2 separate regions of the Homo sapiens genome follow, and region 2 is linked to region 1. The links are chromatin contacts, found by Hi-C in ENCODE. All regions are on one chromosome and are shown on one strand. Each heading gives the region's core, a stretch centred on a gene start or an enhancer-like site at or near the end of the contact. The rest is flanking DNA. Distances are from core to core; before and after follow the strand shown. Region 1 overlaps ARL5B (ARF like GTPase 5B). Region 2 overlaps MALRD1 (MAM and LDL receptor class A domain containing 1).

Region 1 (7,057 bases), core at 3,145-5,644:
TCTACCTTTTAATTTGAAAACAAGGAAATTAAATTTTAACAGAAATCTTTTAAGTATGTTATAACCAAAGTGTTCAATTATCCTTGCAAGTTCAAATACAGCATTTTTCTTAATTTTGAGCGTGTCATGTCCTTCATCTTTAAACCCATCATTCTTATTGAAGCCCATTTGAGAACTCTTAGAATTAATAGAACCTTTTATAAGGGAATATATGGAATATTTTTTATTGTTAATGTAACTTAATTCCTTAAAACCTGGAATATTAATATATATAATCTATTAAAAGCTGAAGATTAAATATGTAATTTTTGCTTTTAGTTTCTTGTGTTAGTATGCTTAAAGGTATCAATACTTTTATTCTATATTCATTAGAAGAAAGGTAATAAATTTAAGTTTCATTGCTGAAAAATTTTAAATGAGTGCCACCCCATAGCCATAGTCATTTTGATTAAGCATAATTTAACTTTCATTATAGCATAAAGAGAAAATAATTATTTTAGTATGGAAACAGTGATAGGCAGTGCTGTAAACAATATTCTCTGAAAAGTTGTGGGGGTCACAAAGAAAATTTTAAAGAATATAGAAGCTTTTTTAAAAAATCTTTTTAGTGTAGTTTCTTAGAACAAATTATAAACATAATCATTCTGAATAATCAATTTTTATTTAGTCCTTAACTATGTAAAACCGTATCAGTAGAAAAATGTGCTGGTGTCGTGTCTAAAGATGGATAAATTTCTTTGGAATTTATCTTTGGAGACCAACTTTATGAGGCAGACTTTTTGTCTACAGCTTTGGAACCAAAAAAACTTCACTCTAATTCAGTCCTAAAGGCTATTTTACATTTTGCCGGGGTAAAGTGACTTCAAGATACAGCATGGTGTCTTGTATCTAGTAGAATATTGTGCTAGCCATCTAAAAAAGTGGATTTGAGCCTTAATTTGGCCGTTTCTCAATTGTCTAGTTGACCTTAGACAATTAGTGTCCATGGCTTTCCTTTTGTTTTTCCCATACTGAGGAACTTAAACTACAGCTCTAAAATGTCTTTTGGTTTTAAAATTCTGAATGCTTATATACTACTATTAAAAATTAAAAATCCCTCAAATAGTAGGGCAATACAGGTAATATGAAATTAAATGTATTTTTATCCATTATTTGATTCCCACCTGTTATTTTATTTAGAATACGAATACAACCAAGTAGGGAAAAACGTATCAGTAACTGCTATTCAACTTAAATTCAGCGAATTAATAGCTGAATAGAAATAGCTAATGACAATGCAAAAGAGAAAACAAGCCATATTGCTAAGAAAAGGATAGTAAGCTGCTTAGAAAGAACCAGCCTGTGTTGGAAATAATTCTCTTCTAGATAATTTACCTTATTTTCTTGGCTTGTACTAATTGAATGGAAGTGGTTAATTTGTTCAGAGTTTATTGCCGTTTGATGCCACCCCAGTCTATAGTTCTGTGTGACTTTCCATATTGAAAGAGTAGGGTTAGTAGCCAGGTTGTCAGTCTTTTACAAATGTCTACATAAATGTCTACATAAATCTGAAAGTGGTTTATATTCAAGGTTAGTTTTTCAGTAGCGTCTCCTCCTTATTCATTCACTTTTACTGTGAAGACTGAAATCCAAAAGCCAGGTTCCCCAAAAAAGTATTTTTAAAAAATTTTAGGGGACCAAAATAAATAGAGGAAGACCAATATAAAAAAATATGTTCAACTATTCCATTTTAAATTTAAAGCAGAAAAAAAAATTGTGCCCCTCAGACCTAAAGGCAGCTTTAAATGTATATAGTTTGGTGAAACATTTGGGAAATATTAATTTGGAGGTTTAGAAGCATACGAAAAACAAATTCAAAGCACTTGAAAGTAAAGACAATATCATGAGGTCGAAAAAACTTCAAAAGGATATTAGGTAAGAGAAAATGTGAATGAAAGCAGTGAATTTCTGCCTCTCCTCGTATTTAGGGTACTTAAAATTACTAAAAAATACTGTCTTTTTACCATACAGCTAGATGGCCTGTATTATTCTTAATGTGGCCAAAGGAGTGAAGACTGATTAGGGTTTTAGAATTTGGAACTGTAGTCACATAAAGGCATCTTTTGCATTTCTTAAACCAGTAATCTACATTTTCTCCTGGAAATGGAGAAATATGAAATGTGCTGTGCATAGCTTTTGGAATAGAAAACAAAGTTTTAAAAGAATGGATATGTTTTCTTGCACAACTTGTAAAATTTTAATTAAAAAATTACCTCATTTTTCAATCCATAAGGTGCTTTGCTCAAGTTTGTGGGATGTTTGTACCATCCCATAAAAACCCCCTTCACCCAAACTGTATTTGAAATATGCAAAATTCATAACTAAGGGATAGCATTCCTTGGAGACTTTGTTTTGTTTTACTCTTGTTTACCAGCTGGGCCAACATGGTAGATATATGAGATTCACATATGGTTTCATTAAAGCACATAGGAAAGTGCTCAGTCAATATTTAATTAGTTTAATTAGATAAGGGAAAGGAGAAATCCTAAATTTGATGGATTCTTTTATACTGTGAATATATTTCCATCAGTGTTGGTAAGATATCAAATGACTATCAGTTGATCCCAGTCATCAGTGACTTATTTGCATATTTAAGCCCTATTCACAAGAGACCATAATCATTTTAATCTTATATTTTCCCTCAGGAAATTTAGGGACTCTGAAGCCCCTATTTTATTCTCTTGGAGTAAACTGTTGAGTGTAGTTACAAAAACTTTTATTTATGACTTAAAAAAAGTTTAGCTGCTATTTCAGTGAAAGTGTAAAATAAAACGGTCATGATTTTTTTCAATTACAGAATAGTTACAAATTTTACCATGTTCATCTATTCCACAGAGCATGTTAAAAACAACAACAACAAAAACCTAACAGCAATTACAACCTTGGTGTTGCGTTTATTCTAATCAGAGTGAATGATTATAATCACACTTTGCTATTTTAACATAAATTGGTGCTTTAGAGCATTAAAGAGGAAGCAGCAGGCCCTGTACTCAGTATTTATTATTTCTTGCCTCAGAATGCAAAACAACTTTAAAGTGTCTATATTCATATATATGTGCATTTCTTAAGATTTAAATACAAACTGTTGTTACTCCTTAAGCTTCAGGCTTTCTGCGAAAGCTCTAAGAATATCTTCATTACTATGCTTGGTCAACTGGAAGATGGTATTAATAAGGTCAGAATTAGGAATTGGATTGCTCTGTGGGTCCTCCGGTATTGTGCAGAGGAAAGAAAAATGTCTTTCACACCACAAACTGTGTGTCTGAACCCCAGCCAAACAAATGTGTTCCATTGGTCCAATATATAAGCATTAACAACAACAACAAAAAATTTAAAACAAGTAAATTAATGCATTCACATGATCACTTCTTGAAAATGGTTCAAAGCATGTTTTCCTGATGGTGGGATTGTTTAAATGACATGTTTTAAAGTTTTTAATACTTTATTAGTTATGAAGTGCTTCTTTTATATGTTAAGTTTAGGTTGCCAGTACTCATAATTTTTATTTCTGCAATTATGTTATAATGAGTTGTTTGCATGCCTACTTAACCCAAGTAAAACGATGCTGTTTGCTCTGGAATGTTCATCTTTTAGACAGGTTTTGGCTCATTTCCAATCATGGTGCAATATAGTGTAACATTCATTTGTTTTCATTCAACAGTTTTATTTTTGTCATAATAAATAATTACTTTTCCAATACGAAGTGAATCCAGTGTTTTCTTTTAAAGGTAAATCTGCTTTAAGTTATTTGCTTGCAAATAATAGAAACCCACCTATGCCAACAAAGAGAGGATAATTGGGGTGAGGTGGTGGAGGCTCACAGAACCCACGGAACAACTGGATTTGTAGAACAGACTGAGACTAGAGACTGGACCATTTAGGAGCAAGCAGGAAGTTACCTTTTTTCCTGCTCATCTGTTTCTGTCTTTCACCTGACTGGATTTCTCTGTTTCCTGATCCACATAACAGATAATGTCCCAAGTCCAGTAGCCTCCTAAATTTGTACAAGGGAGAAGTCAGATTATTGTTAGACTTTCAATTACAATTCCATATTCCCCAGGGAAATTGTTCATTAGCCTGCATTGGGTCATTTCCTCTCTCTGATCTAAACAACTGGCCAAGTGGAAGGTGCATTTACCAGAGAAGGGGAATCCCTGGCCTGGGAAGGTGATCCGGATTGGTGTGTACTCCATTGTGGGGTATAATTGGGATCATCTACCAAAGTTGTGTCCTTGTAAAAAATAAAATAAAATTGAGATCTAATAATGAGTGGGATAACATTTTCACTATGTTCATTCTTCACATTCCTCTAAAGTGGTTTTAACTCCACCGTTTTTGCTCACAGACCTCTTTGGGAATGTGATAAAAGTTGCCTACGTAGAAAAATGACTCATAATTACAGAGTTAGGAATTTTGAGTAGAAGGTTAGGAATTTCAGGTACCTAGGCTTAAGAGTTCTGCTACACACGGAACACTCAGATTTCTTCTGAAAGACACCAGAAACTAGTAAGATTTCATTCTGCCTGTTATTTTTTAATCAGTAAACTTAAGATTGGTATCTTTTTTAAAGCATGTTTTATGTAGGTATTTTTGTAGGTATAATGAATGCATTAAACTGTTCGTGGTTAAAGTGTACAATTTGAAAAGCTTTGATGTGTATACATTTGCAAAATCTTCACCACAATCTGGGTAATGAAAATACCTGTCACTCCAAAAGTTTCCTAGTGTCGCTTTGTAATCCTCCCTTCTGCTCCACTCCCCATCCGCAGATAATCACTGGTTTTGACTAATTATCCCCAATTTTGTGATTTAAAACAGTCTAAAATTAAGGTGCCAGCAGGGCTGTGTTTCTCCTCAAGGTTCAGGAGAGAACTCATCCTCACCTTTTTCAGCTTTTAGAGGCTGTGTGCATTTCTCGGCTCATGGCCCCTTCCTCACATCACTCCACCATCTGGCTTCTGTCAACACATCTACCCATTCTCATCATCCTATGCTTTTCTCATATTAAGGACCCTAGTGTTTCTAACTAGGTTTTCCTTGATAATCCAGGATAACCTTCCCATCTTGAGGCCCTTATGCCAGGTAAGGTAACACATTCACATGTCTTGGGGAATTAATTCTACTGCATGTGAGCTAAAAGAGCATCCTGAACAAAACCCTCACATGCTGGCAGGTGGCCACTTGCGATACTGGCTCACTGCAACCTTTGCCTCCCAGGCTCAAGTGATCCTCCCATCTCAGCCTCCCGAGTAGCTGGGACCACAGGCATGTGCCACTACACCCGCGTAATTTTTTTGTACTTTTTGTAGAGATGTCCCGCCATGTTCCCCAGGCTAGTCTCGAACTTTTGGGCTCAAGCCATCTGCCCGCTTCGACCTCTCAAAGTGCTGGGTTTACAGGCGTGAGCCACTGTGCCCGGCTCATACACTGATTCTTGATTTAACCTTTCTTTGTTTAAAAAACCCTTCCTACTAAGAAATATGTATACTCCTCAGCAAATTTGAATTCACATCTGAGATTTTTGACCTGACATTTTTGTGAGGACTTGGAGATTTGATGTTGCTATACTTGAGGATTATTCTGCAACAGAAACAAATGTAGTTTCAGTTTGATAATAACAATGAATGCACGTCTTCCAAAATGGGATTGGCTGTTTTATCACTTCTTTCAAATTAGTCACCTTATTTTGGCAGATGACACTATATGACTCAACATCAAGATACTTCATACTTGATAGGGATCATCTGATCTATGGCTCTGTTCTGAATTATGGTATTTTCATATTCAATTTAAAATAACACTGCAACCTCTTCTTCCTGGGTTCAAGCAACTCTCATGCCTCAACCTCCCAAGTAGCTGGGATTACAGGCATGCACCAATTACAGGGAAATTTTTTTGTACTTTTACAAAAAACTGACCTCAGGTGATCTGCCCGCCTCGGCCTCCCATAGTGCTGGGATTACAGGCGTGAGCCACCACGCCCGGCCCAGATGCATGTGGTTCTAAAGCTGTTCACTACCAGGGAGAAAGGTTCAAGAAACTTGAGCTCTGGCTTCGTTTTCTCTTACTGACAGAATGAAAGGGAAATGAAAAAATTTCCTCCATATATGCTTTGCCCAAAAACAAAGTTCAGGGGATGCATAGGCATAATGGAAGTCACTTGGCTAGCAACGGCAATTTGTATTCAGAACAGGGACCCTGTGGCTCAGAAGAGGTGGAGAGAAAAGGCTTGGAGAAGGATTTCACATTCTGAGGGAATTCTTAGCTATATGCCTGCCTGAGCTAAATAGGAACTCTAACTCCCTCTGCTTATAAACAAAACAAAAAGCAAACACGGATGCAAACAAGAACAGTGGCTCCTTTTCAAACCTGTTTTTTCTTTCCTTGTCAAAGTTATAATTTCCTTTGAGAAAATTATAACTTACATGACGTGCATGAAACAATGTGCACAATTTAACAAATCAGTAACTTGAACATATGTCCCCACCACTTATTATTGTATCCAGTATTGCTCTCTGGAAATGGCCAGCTTCATGTGGTTGTAGTTACCACCCTCATTCAAAAGTACTTGAGACCATGTTCCACCTCTGAGGGTTTCCCAGGGTGAGATTAGGGCTGTGGCTGATTCTACCCCCAAACCCACAGAATGCCCCAGTGATAGTTATATGTATGACTGTGGTAAGGAGAAATTTGATAGGGAAAAAGAGACGTTGATTTCCCATCCATCTCCTTTATTTCCTGGAGCCTGTGGCATACATGAAACCACCATTGCAAAATAATAACTGAGACAGTGAAAGAGATCTGACCCAACCAACTCCATCTTTTAAGAGCTTTTAACCTCCAAGCTGTCCTTGTTCATTCCTGGGAGCTGGCTGAACTAACTTTGGGAGGAACTCAGTTTATAGTTTGAAACAAAAACGATAGCCCTTTCCCAAGACAAATCCCCTTCTTGGCTGGTGACTAGACTTCCTTTGTGGGACTAACACATTAGCCAAAAGATTAGAAATTATTGTTTAGG
Region 2 (7,057 bases), core at 1,452-3,951, 950 kb after region 1:
TTGGAAAAGAATAAAAAGTCTACAAATAGCTTAACGTGGTTACCTAAAATTAGTATAAAATAGGTGGTTTTCAAGTTAATGAGAATGGATGAGTTGGAATATGTAATAATTGATATTAAGATAATTGGTTAGCCATTAATTTAAAATGTAAATTATTATTGACATAACACACAGGAATTAACTTCAGAATTATTAAAAATATATATAGGGGAAAAGCATAAAATTTCTTTGGGAAAATAGCATACAAGAATAGTTTAAAATCTTGAAGTATGAGGGTCTTTTCTAAGCTTAGTAAGCAGCTGTAAAATAAAAGATAAACAGATTCGAAAACTTGATCACATGGATGATGCTTAAAAGTATTCAGTGTGGTAAAAGACACCATAAACAAAATTAAGAAAAAAACAACAAACAAACAAAAAAGCAACAAAAAAACAATAACAGGGCCACGTGCGGTGGCTCACACCTGTAATCCCAGCACTTTGGGAGGCCAGGTAGAGTGGATTACCTGAGGTCAGGTGCAAGACTAGCCTGGCCAACATGATGAAACCCCATCTCTTCTAAAAATATAAAAATACAATTACAAAAAAATACAAAAAATTAACCAGGCGTGGTGGCAGGTTCCTGTAATCCCAGCTACACGGGAAGCTGGAGTAGGAGAATCACTTGAACACGGTGGGCAGAGGTTTCGCAGTGAGCCGATATTCCACCACTGCACTCCAGCCTGGGCGACAGAGCAAGACTGTCTAAAAAAAAAAAAAAAAAAAGGAAAAAAGGAAGAAAAAACAATAATAGGCCAGGCCAGGAGGAAAATATACAGGATACACAACAGCTAGGGATTAGTCATAATATATACTCAAACAATAAAAATTATGTAACAGATAAACTAGACACACATTATTTACAGAAAAAGGAAAATAAATGGTCAACACACATCTGAAAAAAATTCAAAACAAAATTATGTAACAGATAAACTAGACAAACATTATTTACAGAAAAAGGAAAATAAATGGTCAACACACATTGCACTAATGCATAAATGCACTAATGAATAAATAAGTGCAAAGTAAGTCGTTGATATCCTGTTTTTACCTATTAAAGTGACAAAACATTTTTTGGTAATATCCATTATTTATGAGACTATAGAAACACTGTCCCTTTTATATATAGCTTGTGGGACTATAGCTTTTCTAAATATACAACATGGAGAAAAATACAACTTTTGGAAAAATAAAGTGGCAATATTCATTCAATGTTTTAATATACACGTTCCTTAATTCAACAATCCCAATCCTAGGAATGTAGCCTACTAACATATTAACAAGAAATATAAACACAAACATATTGGCCTCAGCATTTTGCAATAGCACCATATTGAAAACACAGTTAAATGTTCCAAATAGTGTCATGGAATAGTATGTAACACTTTTTTAAAATAGAAGATATAAATCCTGACATAGAAAAGTATCCATATTGTTAGGTGAAAATGCAAATGCCAGAATAATATGTATATTAAGATCCTATTTGGAGAGGGAGAAAATGTGTAACTGTGTATGAAAAAGAAAAAAAGGAAACTGGTGAGTTACACATCAAACTGTTAAGAATAGTTAGTGAGCTCTGTAGAAGATTGGCTTGGGGGAAAGAGAGATTTCATACTTGAATTTTTGCATTTTTATTTTACCAGGTACTGCTTTTTATAACTTAAAAAAGCATTAAAAAGATTTTTGAAAACATATGTTGCTAATTTTTCAGGTAAGAAACAAAGGAAAAAAGAGTTTTTATATTTTTAAAAATACTAACATATGTTACAGTAAAAGGCAGAGTCAGTTGGCTGCTTCTAACAAAGTGTCCTGCGGATGAATGTGCCCGTCCCTCAGTTTTTCTTTCCGTGTTGTCAGAAAGCATTACACACTTTCTGCCTCCTGCAGAGCCAAGTAAGCAAGACAGACCAGGAATGTGATTGAAGGTGAAGCAACAAACTGCTCTCGCCCAGCTCACCAAGCCTTCTTCCCTGCCTAATTTGCAGAGCTGGATTGTACTCCAATCACATATGCTAACAGAGTCACAAAAATGAAAAGCACAGTGATACCTAATTTCCCCTGTCTGCACCCCTTCCCAAAAAGCAAGCCTCGTGATATGTTTGTACACTTAGCTATTAAATGGTTTTTAGGCTCCTGATGATAGCTGTAAGCATTCACAGTTGGTGCCTTCCAAATGAATGACCTGTTGACTCATCCAGGGAGGGCATCCTCTAAGGAAAGGCATGGCCCAGATTCTGTTCGCTGGTCATTGCTGACAGGGATTTGTGATCCAGATATTTTCCAAGATCTCTGGTATGACCTGACTGTTAAGTAGATATTTCTGTCCTCCGAGAGGAGTGGTGGGTTATTTGTGAGGCAGTATCTAATGCCAGAGGACTTGCTTTAAAAGAGAGAACAAGAAATAGCTGTCTAGAGTGTAAGAATCAGGAGATTCAAAAAGCTCACTCCATCACCCATCCTAAAGTAGCTGCATAGGAAAATGTTTCTACACAGTTTTCACTTTATCAGTTTTCCTAGTATGTGCACGGCCAAGCTTCATGGGGTAGCCGTTGGTTGAAAATGACACCTCTTCTTTCTTTGCTGTGTGTGATGTGTGTGCATGTGGCCAACGCACTCTACTGAATGGAAGCAAGAGACACAGCTCAGTGGTGGCGCTCGAGAGACTGGAGCTTCTAAGAATGCTGACAAAAAAGTTATTCCTCAGACTGAATTTCACAATTTCCCCAATCAGGCCTCCCCAGTGGCCCTGGAACGGCTGGCCATCCAGCTCTGCTCTGATCCTACACAGCTTTTCTTCCTGCTCAGCCAGCATGAGTTTAACTATGTCAGAGTAGAAGCTTTTGTGCTGTTGCTAGGTGGCTGATCTCTGCCTTACAGAAGCAGAATCTAGCAAATGAGGTAGAACTTTTTGAACTTATCCCTCTTAGTAGAGAAATGTTGACAGATCTAAGTAGTTCAATGCATTTTAATTTTGAAACCCCCTTGGGACTTTTCTTATCCTCTGAAAGAACTAGTTTATGTTTGCTGTTGCCCTAATCTGCTGTCTGTAATTCTGCCATGTAGGAAATCCCTTTGTATTTTTCAGAAAAAGACTTATTTTCCTTATGTCCATCAGGGAAAAGAAGGAGATAATGAAACTGGTTTATGTTCCTAAGTTTAAGGTTAAATTATGACTATTCATGATCAGTGGTTAGAGTTTTTATATATGGTTATATAAACATACACGTTGGTATTGAATTCAAAAATACATCTCTTTCAAATTTATTGTTTGGGCATCCAGAATGAAAACATATAATATCACTTCATAGTAAGTCTTTTCGTTTTAGTGCTACCACCATCTAACAATTTTGAGGACTAAGGTAGCATGCTTTCTAAATATATAGGGGGAATTCTAAGTTTGGAATAAGAACATTTTCTAAGAATTACATTTTTCATTCTGTAGATAAAAACCAAAAAGCAATATTTTCCTGTTAGAGTGTTAGAATGAGAGTGTGTTTAGTTTGAATAAAGACTTTAGTAATGAGAATAAGGCTTTGCATATATTATTCTTTTCCATTTGTTGAAATTAAAAATGATATTATAAGAATTTTCTCCATAGCAATGTAAGTTATGATGTATTGTCTTTTGCTATTGTTTATGGATTTTATGGTGTCAAGAGAACACAAATTATGTACATAAAAAGAATAAGTGAAAGGTATTTTATAGATATAAATATGTATTTATAAGCATATATTTAACTAGGATAAATTGCCCTAGCAAACAAATATATATTTATATTGACAAGTATTTGCCTATATTTTTTGGTTTGTTTTTATGGCAAAACATCATAATATATAAAACTAAATTAGTCATTCATTGGCTATAAAGTATATGAAACATTGTGATGTACAAGGGAAGGAAGACTGGCCTTGGAATTAAAAGACCTGTCTTGACTGCCCTTTGAAAAACTTTTATTTTAGATTCAGAGGTACATGTGGAGGTTTGTAATATAGGCAAACTCATGTCATGGAGGTTTGTTGGACAGATTATTCATCACCCAGTACTAAGTCTAATAACCAATAGTTATTTTTTTCTGATCCTTTTCCTCCTCCCAACCTGCACCTTCAAGTAGGCCCCAGTGTCTGTTGTTCCCCTCTATGTGTCCATGTGTTCTCATCATTTAGCTCCCACTTATAAGTGAGAACAGGTGGAATGTAGTTTTTTGTTCCTGCATTAGTTTACTAAGGATGATGGCCTCCAGCTCCATCCATGTTCTTGTAAAGGACATAATCTCTTTGTTTTTTATGGCTGCATAGTATTTCATGATGTATATGTATCATATTTCTTTTGTCCAGTCTGCCATTGATTGGCATGTAAGTTGATCCCATATCTTTGATATTGTGAATAGTGCTATAATGAACATACGCATGCATGTGTCTTTATGGTAGGACAATTTATATTCCTTTGGGTACATATCCAGTAATGGGATTGCTGGATCCAATGGTAGCTCTGTTTTAGTTCTTTGAGGAATCATCACACTGCTTTCCACAATGGTTGAACTAATTTACACTCTCATCAACAGTGTATAAGGTTCATTTTTCTCCATAACCTCACCAGCATCTGTTATTTTTTGACTTTTTAATAATAGCCATTCTGATTGGTGTGAGATGCTATGTCATTGTGGTTTTGATTTACATTTCTCTAATGATCAGTGATTGAGCTTTTCTTCATATGCATGTTGCCTGCATGTATGTCTTCTTTTGAAAAGTGTGTTCATGTCATTTGCCCACTTCTTAGTGGGGTTGCTTTTTCTTGTAAATTTGTTCAAGTTCCTTATAGATGCTGGATATTAGACCTTTGTCAGATGCCTAGTTTGCAAAGATTTTCTCCCATTCTGTAGGATGTTTGTTTACTCTGTTGATAGTTTCTTCTGCTGCTGCACTTAATAATTGTATAGCAGTATCAGTCAGGAACCTGGTAGAAAGAGAATTCAAGCCAGATGGCCCAAATAACAAAATTTTCATGAAGTGGCCTCTTAGTTTAATGAAGGTATGAGCAAGGTTGAAAGAACAACACATTGAGGCTCCAGAAAACTAGCAGCAGTAGAAAGCCTAAATCTAAAGAGACAAGGAGTAGACCTTGGTTAACTAGCTTCTAATGAGAACTGGCACTGTGGTAGAGCTTCAAAGAAAAATCTGTAGTTGGAGGACAACCTGGTTACTGCCATCGTGAAGAAGTTGGAGCAAGCAGGCAAAATGTATTCCACATCCTCTGTCCTTCCACCTTCCAATCTCCAGTTGCTATCTTCCGTAGGCCAAGAACAGCAGGAAGCCAGCCAACCAGGCAACATGGATAGGAAAGCAGTCCATAGATTCCTTTCTCCCAGAGCTCTGAATAGGGCATAGAAGAGGCTCTGAGCCAGCATAGTGATGCTGGTGAATCTTTTCATCTCTATCTTAGTATATGTAAAAGTTATAAAGATCATTCAGTTTCTAGAAATAAAAATCTGGCTTAAAAACCTAAGGAATAATGATTTTTTTGATAACAAAAATTCTAGTGGTAAATGATTACCAACATTGTTTCACTTATTCAAGGATGTCAGAAACAAATCTATGTTTCTCCCAACCTTACATGCTGGGCCCAGAGCTCCACCCTAACCCCTTTCCAGACAAACCCCAAAAAAGACAGGGCAGAAAAACAAAAAGAGCTCAACCAGAGGACTCACCCAACAATTTTTACATATGTCTCATTTTCCTAAGAAATATGCTGAAAAAATGTTAAGTGAATGTTTAGATTAAGGTAGAATGACCAATAAATAAGAGATTATCCAGATTATGAGTGTGATTTTTTAGAACTTTTGTGCTCCATTGAGGCTATGAAAAGTGTTGAGAGAGAAATGTGAAGAGAGTGGACTTCTGGGCCAGGCACGGTGGCTCATGCCTGAAATCCCAACACTTTGGGAGGCTGAGGCAGGTGGATCACTTGAGGTCAGGAGTTCAAGATCAGCCTGGCCAATATGGTGAAACCCTGTCTCTACTAAAGATACAAAAATTAGCTGAGTGTGGTGGTGTGCACCTGTAATCACAGCTATTCTGGAGGTTGAGGCTGGAGATCACTTGAATCTGGGAGGTGGAGGTTACAGTGAGCCAAGATCGTGACACTGCACTGCAGCCTTGGCAACAGAGCAAGATTCTGTCTCAAAGAAAAAAAAAGAGAGACAGAGAGAGAGAGACGACTTTTCAAGATTTCTTGGCCATGTTGTGAGTTTCACGCCCCCTCATTGGAGAAGCACGGTGTAATTAACTTCGAGGGGACTTCCCAGAGAGCATTGATATGTTTCTTACAGTAGTAAAAGCTCGTAGGAACGTTTGTCAAGCACATAAGATATCTAAAGACATTTGCTGTGGCTGTTGGCCCATCATGTCAAAGCAGAGTGAGAGTAGCTGGAACATTGGAAACTCCACTTCTCCCCTTAGAAGTGGGTCAAAAATATACAAATCCTACAGACAGAATATCCTACCCATATTAGTAATGCCAGCCTGGTGGCTTCAAAAAGATTTCCCCAAATAGTTTTGTCAGAAGTTGAGGAGACCCCAAAGTAAAGAAACTCCAAAAAGCCTTGTGAAAAAACACTTACAGATTTTTTTTTTAAGCCTACAGCACACGGTATTCCCAGGAAGCTTCCCATTCAGGTAGTAACCAGGCCCAACCCTGGCTTAGCTTTGACAAGACCAGATGAGATCAGACATTCAAACACATTCAGGATAGTATGATTATAAGCCACAGTTTCTTTCTTTTTCTTTTCTTTCTTTTTTTTTTTTTTTTTTGACAGAGTCTCACTCTGTCACCCAGGCTGTAGTGCAGTGGGAAGATTTTAGCTCACTGCAACCTCCACCTCTGGGGTTCAAGCAATTCTCCTGCCTTAGCCTCCCAAGTAGCTGGGACTACAGGGGGATGCCACCAGGCCCAGCTAGTTTTGTTGTATTTTTAGTAGAAATGGTGTTTTGCCATGTTGGCTAGGCTGGTCTTGAACTCCTGAC

Evidence for each region. Hi-C counts contacts between places; a loop is a spot of excess contacts on that map. Pooled maps may share reads with other maps.
Region 2: a loop to region 1 is called in a map of IMR-90, with 2.9 times the contacts of the local background. The contact joins two enhancer-like sites. A Hi-C loop is called at or near these places in 2 of 168 maps with a recorded cell type or tissue (A673 and IMR-90) and 2 of 50 pooled maps.

What each region holds. Positions count from the first base shown.
Region 1 is chr10:18,677,902-18,684,958 of GRCh38, forward strand. It overlaps ARL5B (ARF like GTPase 5B), which reads left to right. Exons shown (of 6, transcript NM_178815.5): 6 at 1-3,738. Among named protein-coding and RNA genes, the nearest start is that of ARL5B, 22 kb to the left of the region's middle. Within about 2 kb of position 4,395, at least 2 of the 41 ENCODE cell types and tissues checked have a DNase peak (open chromatin) inside an H3K27ac peak, as active enhancers do.
Region 2 is chr10:19,627,015-19,634,071 of GRCh38, forward strand. The region is part of intron 36 of MALRD1 (MAM and LDL receptor class A domain containing 1); the gene reads left to right. It also overlaps the pseudogene RNA5SP303. Among named protein-coding and RNA genes, the nearest start is that of MALRD1-AS1, 98 kb to the right of the region's middle. Within about 2 kb of position 2,702, at least 9 of the 41 ENCODE cell types and tissues checked have a DNase peak (open chromatin) inside an H3K27ac peak, as active enhancers do.